Regions from separate parts of the Homo sapiens genome. Here region 1 is linked to region 2. Evidence: chromatin contacts called from ENCODE Hi-C or POLR2A ChIA-PET data. All regions are on one chromosome and are shown on one strand. Each heading gives the region's core, a stretch centred on a gene start or an enhancer-like site at or near the end of the contact. The rest is flanking DNA. Distances are from core to core; before and after follow the strand shown. Region 1 has its middle 37 kb from the start of GJB6. Region 2 overlaps CRYL1 (crystallin lambda 1).

Evidence for each region. A loop is a pair of places that touch in the nucleus more often than their neighbours do. ChIA-PET counts read pairs that join two places held with the same protein, here RNA polymerase II (POLR2A). Pooled maps may share reads with other maps.
Region 1: a loop to region 2 is called in a map with no recorded cell type, with 2.1 times the contacts of the local background. The contact joins two enhancer-like sites. A Hi-C loop is called at or near these places in 6 of 37 single-sample maps with no recorded cell type and 4 of 50 pooled maps. POLR2A ChIA-PET finds 5 or more read pairs at or near these places in 1 of 52 experiments (activated CD4-positive, alpha-beta T cell).

The regions. Positions count from the first base shown.
Region 1 is chr13:20,266,156-20,272,511 of GRCh38, reverse strand. No RefSeq gene overlaps it. Among named protein-coding and RNA genes, the nearest start is that of GJB6, 37 kb to the right of the region's middle. Within about 2 kb of position 1,836, at least 2 of the 41 ENCODE cell types and tissues checked have a DNase peak (open chromatin) inside an H3K27ac peak, as active enhancers do.
Region 2 is chr13:20,474,483-20,480,871 of GRCh38, reverse strand. The region is part of intron 3 of CRYL1 (crystallin lambda 1); the gene reads left to right. Among named protein-coding and RNA genes, the nearest start is that of MIR4499, 44 kb to the right of the region's middle. RefSeq lists enhancers at 4,447-4,496, 4,567-4,766. Within about 2 kb of position 4,296, at least 9 of the 41 ENCODE cell types and tissues checked have a DNase peak (open chromatin) inside an H3K27ac peak, as active enhancers do.

The DNA of each region.
Region 1 (6,356 bases), core at 587-3,086, 210 kb after region 2:
CAGCTGCATGTAACAGAAAATCCCCAAATAACACTTTTTTCTCACTTAAAGGAAGTTTGGGGGAAGGTACTTTGTCATCCTCTTGTAGCTCTGTAGGCAGCCACCTGTTTTCTGCTGGACCATCCCAGCACGTGGCCTCTCTTCTCAAGGTCCCCTCATGATTTAAGATGGTTGCTGTGCACCAGCCATCACATCCATGTTTCAAGCAGCAGTACAAAGGAAGAAGGAAAGAGACAAAAGGCTATAACCTCCCAGCTGAATCAGCCCTCTTTGAGGGGCCTTCCAGGAAGCCCCACTCAACACGTTCCTTTCATCCTTTTGGCCAGAATTTAGCCACTACACCCAGTGGCAAGGAAGGCTAGGAAAACTCATTTTTTATTCAAGGTGGCAATTGTCCAGGCTAAAATCAGGGTTCTGTCACTAAGGAAGAAGGGCATGGTGGCTAATGGGAAGCCTGCCATCTCCAGCACAGAGATGGGAGCCAATTCTGATATAAGAGCATGCCATTGCTGCCCAAGGTTTACAGGTAAATAGAACCACCTTTTTCTGGCTCTCTTCTGGAAGCTGCTGTTCCAGGTGCAAGGGGAGTTTGCCAAGCTCAGGAAGTTCCCGTGGGTGAGTTGGGAAGGAAGCCCTCATTGTGATTCTTAGTGCAGTCATTCAGAAGAGTTGATATCTTTAGCTGCCTAAAAATAAGGCACCAGCCTTATTTTTTCAGTCTGGCTTTAGGATGGAATGAATATTGGATGGATAGTCTTTAAAAGATCTGATCCAGGGCGAGGGGTCACAGTGGGAATTCAGTGCCTTCCCCCTAATACCCTCTGTCCAGCCCGTCCACTCACCCACCATCCACCACAGGTTGGGTCTGACAGCTGAGTCTCTGTCTCCGCCCCACTGCCTCTGAAGTTCATTCATCACTAAGCTAGAGAGGAGAAATGCATCCATCCCAAGAATGCAAGGACCAAAAGATGCTGTCAGTCCTGTCCTACTCTGCTGACAGACCTCCACATGGCCTGCCTGTGCAACATTTGGGATTTGAGTCAGGGCCTCTCCAGCATCTTTGGGGCTCCGGGTCCCATGCACATGGGAGCAGACAGAGGGTACTTGGGCCCTGACTCCAGTAAAGTGGGAGAGACCAGGCTTGATGACTTGAAACCTCTTGCCACGTTTCACAAGCCAAGGCTTTCTTCATGTCCAAACCTGGTCACTCTTCTGTGTTTCTTCTAGGATATGTTTTCTTTAGCATAAACACCAGACCCAGAGAAAAGCTGTAATCTGCATTTGAACTATAAAATGTAATCAGTTGTTTATACAACTCACAAAATGAAGCAATTAAAAAAACTGACCCTCCTAAATAAGTTAATAAAATTTATTAAATACAGTTTAGAGAATAAATTTAAAAACTGAACCCTCATCCTCCTGTTATGGTGATTAATGACTATCACTCTGTGCTACAGTTATTTTATACATCTTAACTTTCTATTCAATTCTATACTCTGAAAAAAGACCATATCTGATTTGCATTTATATAAATTAATTTACATGGAGTTATATAAGTACATTTATATGATTATGATTTTATATGAAGTAATAGTGTACTATTAATGCCAATTAAATGATTTCATGGAATGGCCCCCTTTTAGACATTTTATTACAAAGTGCCATGAAGATTCAAAGGAAAGCTCGTTATTTTGCAAGATTTTCAATTAAGTTTAAAGATTCAAGGTAAATTCATGTTCCTAAAGCCAGGAGAGAAGTCTGTGTGTGCGTGCGTTGGAGTGTGGGAGCTTCAGGAATGCATCTTCAGGTTTTCCTGGGCAATTTTCCAGCTTTCATTACACGAGTCACTGTGCCGGGGGCTGCTGTGAGGGGCTGTCTCTGTGAGCAACTGTTATGGCTCCACGGGGCTGGTGTGCCCTGGGGTTTGCAGGCACTCTCAGGCACAGACTCCCTCCTTTCTATTATTGTATGGGAACAGTTGAGATGAAACAAATCACTATATGTTCTATTAGAGAAACTATTGTTGAATTGATGAGGGTTTTCATTTCAGAGAGAGAGAGAGAGAGAGGCATTCAATGCCCAAATGTTCTTGGCATCCCTCTGTAGCACCCAGCCTGATGGAGCCATGCTCTGTGGGGCCACCGGGGCCAGTGCCAGTGCCAGTGCTGCTGTTCCCCACCCAAGTAGAACACCCGAGAGCAGCTGGCAGAAGCAGCGGTGAGCTACTGTTTACTGTCTGCACTGCAGAGCATGTCAGTAGGAAGTTAAACTGTTTACTTTCCATAATGAAGGCAAATGGAATTGGCTGTGGAAAGGCCCAATCAGTGTGGCCCAAATTTGTAGAAACTCAAAGGACATTGCTCCTTTGGTTTCCAGATTCTTGAAGCCCTCTTGCTTTGTAAAGCAGCTGTCTTCTCTTTTTTCTTTTTCTTTCCTTTTTTTTTTTTTTTTTTTTTTTTTTGAGACAGAGTCTTGCTCTATTGCCCAGGCTGGAGTGCAGTGACGCAATCTCAGCTCACTGCAACCTCCGCCTCCTGGGTTCAAGTGATTCTTCTGCCTCAGCCTCCCGAGTAGCTGGGATTACAGGTGAGCACCACCATGCCTGGCTAATTTTTTGTATTTTTAGTAGAGATGGGGTTTCACCGTGCTGGCCAGGCTGGTCTCAAACTCCTGATTTCGTGATCCATCCGCCTTGGCCTCCCAAAGTGCTGGGATTACAGGCGTGAGCCACCGCGCCTGGCCTGCAACTGTGTTCTCTAACTGTGAACTTGGTGCTTGCTAGTCCAAATTCCTGGATGGCTCTGTCTAGTAGAATTTTCAGCCAGGACAGAAGTGCTCTACGTTTGCGCCGCCCAGCATGGCAGCCACTGGGCAGTTGTATTGAATACTGGGCACTTATAGTGTGGCAGGGGTGACTGAACTTTAAATTGTGTTTCACTTTAATTAATTAAAATGCAAACGTCAAAAGCCACATGTGACTAGTGGCTACCACGTATAGACAGGGCCAATCTACAAAAGCAAAAGAATTTTTTGCTCACCTGAGGAAATACTATTTCATGTAGTGGCTCCTAATAGTTGGTTTCCTGTCTGTACTGATGCAGAACCACGGCTCAGATGAAGGTTGGGGATCTGTGACTCTCTACTTTCCACCAAAACAACAGGCTTTCCCTACAGTCCACTGGAAATGTTGCTGATTCAAAGCTTTTCTGAGTGACATGGTCACTCAAAAATTCAGAAAAGCATGAAACAGAAAAAAGATCCACATTAAACATTAAGACAGGACTATATTTATCAATAGCTGAGTGGAATAACACACCCTCCCACAGAAACACCTTTAGAGTTTTTATAGGCAAGCAATGAAAATGCTGGGTTTTTTTTCATCAAGTTATATAGGAAGTAAATGCCCCAAATAGAGGCGTGTCTTCATAGGAAGACTGAATAATACAATGGTTAAAAAGGCACACTTTGTCCACATCTGATTTGAAAATGGCTTCCAAACTTTTGAGTCATATGAGCAAGTTGTTTAACCTCACTCACCCTCAATGTGGCTATCTGCAAAATTATAGTACCTACTTCATTAGGTTGCTGTGAGGATTAAAGAAGACAATGATTAACATGGTTTTCATCCACACATGGTAAACATTCAATAAACGGTAGCTACTTTTATTTTATCTTTACCCACCACAAAGTGAAGACTAATAATAATGTAGGGTGGTCCGGAGGTGTTTCCCATATACTAATCATTCACTAATATTCTTTTTTTTTTTTTGAGGCAGAGTCTCGCTCTATCGCCCAGGCTGGAGTGCAGTGGCGCGGGCTCGGCTCACTGCAAGCTCCGCCTCCCGGGTTCATGCCATTCTCCTGCCTCAGCCTCCCGAGTAGCTGGGACTAGAGCAGGTGGCTGCCACCATGTCCAGCTAATTTTTTTGTATTTTCAGTAGAGATGGGGTTTCACTGTGTTAGCCAGGATGGTCTCGATCTCCTGACCTCATGATCCGCCCGCCTCGGCCTCCCAAAGTGCTGGGATTACAGGCGTGAGCCACTGCGCCTGGCCCACTAATATTCTTAGTTAGACATTTGGGGACAGTTAAACCAGACTTGCTAATACTTCTAGTTGTGCATTCAGGCGTTTTTTCTCCAGGCTGTGTGCCCTGGAAGAGTCTCTGCTTATCTAGCAGGTGGTCTGTGGCTCAGTAAATAGAGTGTCTCACTCAGACGCAAAAAATGACAGAGCTTAAAGAGTAAGTTAATAGATAAAGCATGATTGTTTCCTAAATGCCAAGGCCTTTGGGGATTTATCTATCTTTACCCTATAAAAAGAGAGTAAATACCATGTACTGTGTCTTAAGGACAATACCAAGAGCTGACATTTTATCCACTCGTATAGGAAATTCCAAACTTGTTTTTCAAAGACTAAGCCAGAGCTTGCTCTTAAATTTTCTTTGTAGAACTATTGTATAATGGGCCGGGCACAGTGGCTCACACCTGTAATCCTAGCACTTTGGGAGGCCAAGGTGGGTGGATCACCTGAGGTCAGGAGTTCGAGACCAAACTGGCCCACGAGGCAAGACCCCCGTCTCTACTAAAAATACAAAAATTAGCTGGGTGTGGTGGCACGCGCCTGTAGTCCCAGCTACTCGGGAGGCTGAGTCAGGATAATTGCTTGAATCTGGGGGGCGGAGGTTGCAGTGAGCCGAGATTGCGCTACTGCACTCCAGCCTAGGTGACAGAGCAAGACTCCATCTCAAAAAAAAAAAAAAAAAGAACTATTGTATAATGATCATATTTAGAAGAACTAGCAGGATAATAAAAGTGCATTAAACATAGCTTGGGACATATTGTTGTATATCTGTATTTCACAGTAGAAGTTCTTATCCTGACTTGATAATTTAGAAACACATGAGCATGTTTACACACACACACAAATGTGTGTTCACATCTTCCCTCCTGCTCTTGAACGTTGCAGGTGAGGAAGAAGGAGTAGATGGAAAGTAAAATTACACCCAATGTTAAAGGTTTATTTCTTTTAATTTTTAATTTTTTTTATTTTTTGAGATACAGTCTCCCTCTGTCACTCAGACTGAAGTGCAGTGCCCCAGTCACAGCTCACTGCAGCCTCAACCTCCTGGCCTCAAGTGATCCTCCCATCTCAGCCTCCCAAAGTGCTGGAGTTACAAGCATGAGCCACTGCATGCAGCCTAACTATGAAGGTTTAATGGAAAATTTTAAATCTCATTTGATTAGAGCCATCAGTTTTTAATCATTCCTTGCTTCCTAAATAAAACCTTCCTTTGAAAGGCCTCTCGCAGTGCAGCTCACGAGGTACTACGTAAGCAATGGTGTCCTCTGTTGCCTTGCACCCTGTGTGACCCTCTCTCAGTGAACAATGGGAAACATTGAAACCGACTTTTTCAAATTGTTTTATGCTATGTTTTAGCCTTGGAACATAAAAGTTGGTTAAAAAAAAAGGAACAACCTGCATTTCAACAAAGTAAAATAAAAACGTTTTGCCATCTTCCGCCTTGGAAGACCCAGTGGGATGCTAACTGGGTTTTAAATGCATGGCACGACCTCCGCTCCTCTGTTCCTCCTGTCCAGGAGTCATATATTATGATGACCTGTGCTGCTGGAAGCTGGCCAGGCCTGGCCAACAACCACCAGGGGCCGGGAGAGCTCAGATCCTACCCGCAAGTACTGAAGATCCAGAAAACCCCAGAACAAGCCCCTGAAGCAGAGGAGGGACTCTTTCAAGCACTCAGACCTCTCTCCCCTCCTGACCTCCTTCCTTCCCACTCCCTTGTCTCTCAGCCACCATTTACTGATCAAACCGTGCAGGGCGCAGGATGAAGGGACAAAAAGACAAGTCAGGTGCACACCCTGCCTTTCAGGAGACTGCAGTCTAATGAGGGAAAGAGAATAAACCTCAGCTAGGATCACACTGCTGGGCAACAGACGAGCCTGCTGGTGGTGGATGAGACCCGCCATTCTCGAGGCCCCTGCTGCAGGCCAACTTCTCCACTTCTCCCAGGAGATTGATTCCTTCTGGAAGGCTGACCACAGCACACTCCTCCTGGCCGTGCCACGGATGCACTCGGCATCTTAATAGAGCCTATGGGCAGCCATCCTTGCTGGGTACCGGGGCTATGAAATTGAAGACAACATGACCTTGTGCCCAAACAGCCCACCATTTGGAGGGAAACAGATGATTTCAACAAAGTAAAATAAAAACGTTTTGCCATCTTCGGCCTTGGAAGACCCACTGGGATGCTAACTGGGTTTTAAATGCATGGCACAACCTCCGCTCCTCTGTTCCTCCTGCCCAGGAGTCATGTATTGTGATGACCTGTGCTAACGAT
Region 2 (6,389 bases), core at 3,047-5,546:
GTGACCAAATAGGACTTGAAAAAATGCTAAGTCAAAACATAAGAAGGACAGTAAAATAAAGTCTTAGAAGAGGAGGGCATCCTCATTGCATTCAGTGTGCCTGCAGGTGAGGACTAAACATGGCCAGCATTGTGGGTCCCCGCAGCATCCACGAACGGCAGGTTATTGGCATGATTTGCGCTGGCAGGCCCTGCAGTGATGGACGAGGCAGTGACCTGCCTGTGTCTCAGACATCGTGGGACCTGCAGGAGCATTAGGAAAGTACTCCACCATGATTTGTTCTCTTTGGCCTCTACCTTGTGGGGTGGAGTATGAAGTTATGTGTGCTGGAGCAGAATGTTAGAAGGCAACAGGCTTTGATCTTTGCCAGGAAGCCTGGCTCAAGGTCAGCGTTAGCCTGAATTTCTACTTTACCTTTCAGTTTGGGCATTTTGGCTTTTCCCCCTTCACAACCACCTGCCAATGGAAGACGGTAATTTTTTTTTTTTTGAGACAGAGTTTCATTCTTGTCACCCAGGCTGGATTGTTGGCTCACTGATCTTGGCTTACTGCAACCTCTGCCTCCTGGGTTCAAGTGATTCTCCTGCCTCAGCCTCCCAAGTAGCTAGGATTACAGGTGCCCACTGCTACACCCGGATAATTTTTATATTTTTAGTAGAGACAGGGTTTCACCATGCTGGCCAAGCTGGTCTCAAACTCACCTCAGGTCCGCCTGCCTTGGCCTCCCAAAGTGCTGGGATTATAGACATGAGCCACCATGCCTGGCCGTGCATTTTTTCAAAGAAGTAAATGTTTCTTCTTCATAATGTCTTTAAGTCTGGAAGGCTGGGATCTAGCTGTGTTGCGATTTTGACTTAGGTGTTAGGGAGTGGATGGGGAGGTCACCTGGTGTGTTCTTGCAGCAGTGTAGGAAAATGTAGTTCTTGGTAACAGCTTGGTCCATGACTTCTTGATGAACTGTGTGCCGTGGGAGAGCGCAGGGGCAGCCCCAGCATCCCTGTCTCAACACTGACATACTCAATGCTCTGTCCCCAGGGCTGGGCCAGCCAGTTTTCCTTCCAGGGTTCTTTAGGACAGAAACCCTCCCTTTAAAAAATATTATCTATAAATATTAACAAAGTTTGCATGCTACAAAGAGGAAGACATGCCTAATTCAATTCCTCTAATACCCATTTGTGACATTTTAATATATTTACCTCCAGCCTTTTTTCCACATATAATATTTATAATTGTAATGATAGTGTGTCTTTATAGATACAGTGTCATATTCTACTTATATTAATCAACATTTAACACTTTCTAGTGGCTGTGTAAGAGTCTGTCAAGTGGATGTATCAACTAAGTCAAATATCACCTAGAAAATAATGATCTTATGGCTACTTCCAGTACTGTGCGATTGTAAGTTAAACTTGGTTGATCATCCCTCTATCTCATTCTTCCATGCTTTTTGTGACTTTCTTCAGGGCAAGTTCATTCATAGGGAATTACTAGATGTAAGCCCCTTTCCAGCTCTTGATAACATTTTGCTGAGTGGCATTGTAAAAATTGCCAGTACACCTTCAGGAGTCATGTGTTAGCACAGTTGGATTTCAAGCTTGCCAGTGTTGGGTCTGCTGATCTTTAAAGTGATTATTAAAGTGTTACTTGAAAACATTGTCCCAGTTTGCAACAACCAATGTGGCATCATCCCAACATCCACATTCTTAATTTGGTTCCTAAAATAGTTTTAACCCTAAATTTCCTCTAAACTTAAACGGAATCTCAAATCCCTATTTAAAAGAAAGATGGCCAGGCGCGGTGGCTCACACCTGTAATCCTTTACAGGTGTAAAGGGAGGCCTTACAGACTTGGGGAGGCCGAGGTCGGGGGATCATCAGGTCAGGAGATTGAGACCATCCTGGCCAACATGGTGAAACCCCGTCTCTACTAAAATACAAAAAAAAAAAAAAATTAGCTGGGCTTGGTGTGGCGCATGCCTGTAGTCCCAGCTACCTGGGAGGCTGAGGCAGGGGAATCACTTGAACCTGGGAGGCGGAGGTTGCAGCAAGCCAAGATCGCGCCACTGCACTCCAGCCTGGCAACAGAGCGAGAAGAGGGCTGGATGTGGTGGCTCATGCCTGTGATCCCAGAACATGGGGAGGCCACAGCGGGTAGATTGCTTGAGCTCAGGAGTTCGAGACCAGCCTGAGCAACATGGTGAAACACCGTCTCTACCAAAAATACAAAAAATTAGTATGGCATGGTGGTGCATGCCTGTGATCCCAGCTGCTTGGGAGGCTGAGGTGGGAGGATCACTTGAGCCCAGGAGGTGGAGGTTGCAGTAAGCTGAGATTCTGCCACTGTACTCCAGCCTGGGTGATAGAGTAAGACCCTGTTTCAAAAACAAACAAACAAACCCAAATAAAAGAAAGACTGTACAGAGCTCTTTTGGAAGGATGATGTGGTATATTATAGTGCAAGTGAGAAAGTTGACTTCATGTTGATGATATAGTCAGTCTAGATGGAAACCAAATTGTCCCTTCTGCTTTAAAAGTTGTAGGTTGTTAAATTAATGCCCAAAGTCAAAATAAGCACATATCTAATAGAAACAATTTTATAAAGTCTGTTAAGTAGAAAATATAAATATAAGCTAAGAAAATACTTTTTGATCTTATCACTAGGTTAAAAACATGATAAGCCCATTCAAAAGTGGTCATGGCATACATATTTAATGCTTGGAAACTAGTAAACACTTTAGCAACTATAATATTTGCTTCTAGTCATTTTTTCTAGAGTATTTTACTTTCTGCTGTTAGCAATGGGAGATGGTTATTTATGAAGACTGTTGGATACTGTGTGCTACACAGAATACACCATGGAGCCTGCCCATATATATTTTTATATACATATATATATATATAACTACGTAATATATATATTATAAAATGATAATATATAATATACTGTAATATATACTATAATACATATGGTAGTATTTATAGTATAGTATTATATATTATCATATAATATATATTATACTATCTATATACTATAGTATATTATATTTTAGTATAATATATAATAGAATACATAATGGAATATTATATATTATCTATTATACAATTATATATTATCTAGTATACAAAATAATATATAATATAAAAATAATTTTTTAAAATTTATTATATATATTTTTAATATATTTTTAAAAATATTTTTATATATTTAATTTTAAACATTATTAAATGATAATATGTAATATTAAATACACCATGGAGCCTGCCTGTATATATACCTACTGTGTGTCAATCTCTTACTATGGGCCAGGTCCTGTGCCGCCCATTTTATGCAAAATGACCCACTTCAGTCCTCAGGACGCCCATGTAAAGTGGGTGCTAGTATTTATTCCATGCCATGCCCGCTCTCCAACCCCAATCATTGTTGCCTGCACACCTCAGGAATATTTTTGATTGTTTTACCTACTGCTATTTCTCCAACACCTAAAACAGTGCCTAGTTTATACAAATATTATATATATATATAAATTAATTACTTAAGATTTTTAGAGTCAAGGTCTTGCTCTGCTGCCCAGGTTGGAATGTAGCTGTGTGATCATAGCTCACTGACGTCTTGAACTCCTGGGCTCAAGCGATCCTCCCACCTCAGTCTCCCGAGTAGCTAGGACTACAGGCATGTGTCACCACACCCAGGTAATTATTTGTTGCTGTTTTTGAGACGGAGTCCCGCTCTGTCGCCCAGGCTGGAGCGCGGTGGCACGATCTTGGCTCACTGCAAGCTCTGCCTCCCGGGTTCATGCCATTCTCCTGCCTCAGCCTCCCGAGTAGCTGGGACTACAGGCGCCCGCCACCACGCCCGGCTAATTTTTTGTATTTTTCGTAGAGACGGGCTTTCACCATGTTAGCCAGGATGGTCTCGATCTCCTGACCTCGTGATCCACTCGCCTCGGCCTCCCAAAGTGCTGGGATTACAGGCGTGAGCCACCGCACCCGGCCTACACCCAGGTAATTTTTTAGTAGAGTCGAGGTCTCACTGTGTTGTCCAAGCTGGTCTTGAACTCCTGGGCCTAAACAATCCTCCAGCTTGGCCTCCCAAAGTGCTGGAATTGCAGGCATAAGCTACCTCGCCCTGCTGAGCCTGCGTTTTTAAGAGGTATGAGGCATAAGCGGGAATCTGGGAGCTTCATGTTAATGAAAAGTAAGGGACACCTGCAGAACTCGGTGCTGGCCCTGCTGCATGTTTTTCTTCCGGCTTGGGCTCCCTGCTGCTCACCTAGCGGTATCAGCACGCTGGGAGCATATCTGCTGACGCAGAGCTGCCTTGCTGTGTTTATTTTCATTTGAAAGTCAATATTCAAAGACTTGTTGCCCAGTAAGTCTGTTTGAACCACTGGGGGAAATCAAAAGGTTTCTTTCAAGGGGCGGCCTTTCACCTCTTATGGGTCTGGTTGACCTGTATCAGTCCCTGCTGCCCAGCAGAGACCTTCCTGCCTTTCGTTTTTCCTTTTTTTTTTTTTTTTTGAGATGGAGTTTTGCTCTGTCACCCAGGCTGTAGTGCAGTGGCGCGATCTTGGCTCACTGCAGCCTCTGCCTCCCGGGTTCCAGTGATTCTCTTGCCTCAGCCTCCTGGTAGCTGGGATTATAGGCACATGCCACCACTCCCAGCTAATTACCTTCCTGCCTTTCAGAGGCCCTGGCGTTCAGCAAGTATCGCATTGCACATTTGTGTGTGGGAAGACACCTGGGACACTGGAGTAGCTATTTCTGTTGTTTTGGCAGAGGAGGCTGCTACTGTGGTTTCCTCTGAGAGACCTACTGTGGTTTCCTTCCTTCCTGCCGCGTGCGCAGGACCTGCCCCGGAACTGCCGTGTGCGTGGGGCAGGTGACACAGGCCAGGATGAGGCTGTGGCCTTCCTGGAGCAAGTCCACTTTCCACTGACTGAGTACACTTACACAGCCTTCCTTTAACAGGCTCTCTGCCTGTGATTTGTGGATATGTCACCGGGACTCGTCCTGCGGCCTTTTGCTTCTTGCTTTGCTCGCGTTTGAAGGCACTTGCTATCTTGCCATCCTAGTTGGTAGGTGGTGGGTGGGAATCTTCCGCTGAAAGGGTCCCTGGTTTCTCTGAGCCTGGCCAGAGCCAGTTGCACAGCATCAGGTGATTCCCCTCTGTTCCCAAGGCCTCCTGAGGCTGATATGGCTCTTCTTTAGTCTTGGCCTATGACCCGCAGCTAATGGGAACTACTGTGCATCCATCCCTTACCATGGACCAGGTCCTGTGCCACACTCTTAACACAAAATGACCCACTTCAGTCCTCACGACACCCCCGTAAAGTGGGTGCTAGTATTTATTCCATGCCATACCCACTCTCCACCCCCAATCATTTTTGCCTGCACACCTCAGGAATATTTTTGATTGCTTTATCTACTGCTGTTTTTCCAGTACCTAAAACAGTGCCTGGCATGAGGCAGGAACTTAATAAACATTTGTTGATGACTGAATGGATTATCTGTTTAGAAATGACAGGATAAAGATCTCACCCCAGAGCCCAAAGGTGGAATCAGCCTTTGGGCCAGGTCGCTTGGACTCCAGCTGGAACCTGCATGCCTGCCACCCCTGCCAGGGAGGGAGAGACACGGGGTGTGATGGGGTCTGGGAATGCGGGGAGGCCCTCTTCCCGGTGCTCCTGAGGTGGCGGATGGCTCCCTCCTCCCTGTCCAGTTGTCTGCTCCTTCCCTGTCCCTGTAGCCTGGTGATGGCCATCCTGTCTGTGAGGCTGACTTCTGACTCGCCACTCTGGGCAATGGACATCGCGAGAGGACTTTGCTGCCCTGTGTTCCGGGTGTTGGAGGGTGAAGGAGGCTGCGCACGGGTCCAGATGCTGGGCTGTTAGAAGCTAGAGTGGATGGACCAAGAGTTCGGAGCTTGCTTGACCCTGAGGCAGGGGAGCCTTGTCCCTGAGACTTTGGGAGCTGAATCACAAGATCCAGAGTTGAGGAGGTCAAGATTGTTAAGGCCAAATGGTCTCCTTCCCTTTACTGAAAGTAAAGGAGGCTGGGGCAAGTCCAGGCAGGTGACGGTTTCTCCAGCAAACCTTTCTGGGCTGGTCATTGGCTGAGGGCCCTGGGAGGGGAGAGGAAGGTTGTGTGTGTCCCCCTGGACACAGCTGAGCCAGGAGCACTCTGAGTGTGAGCAGCTTGGGAGTCGCCGCTGCCTCTGAGGGGCCAGGAGCATTTTATTTCTTCCCAAGGTATCCTCTCATCTTTTCCTCAAGCTGTCCCTTGAAATACTTGGTTTGGCTGTGGAAAAATATTACTAATTACAATCACTTACATGAACAGGAACTCCATGCAGTAATTATGCATCTTGTCAAATAGGGGCTGACTGGCTCT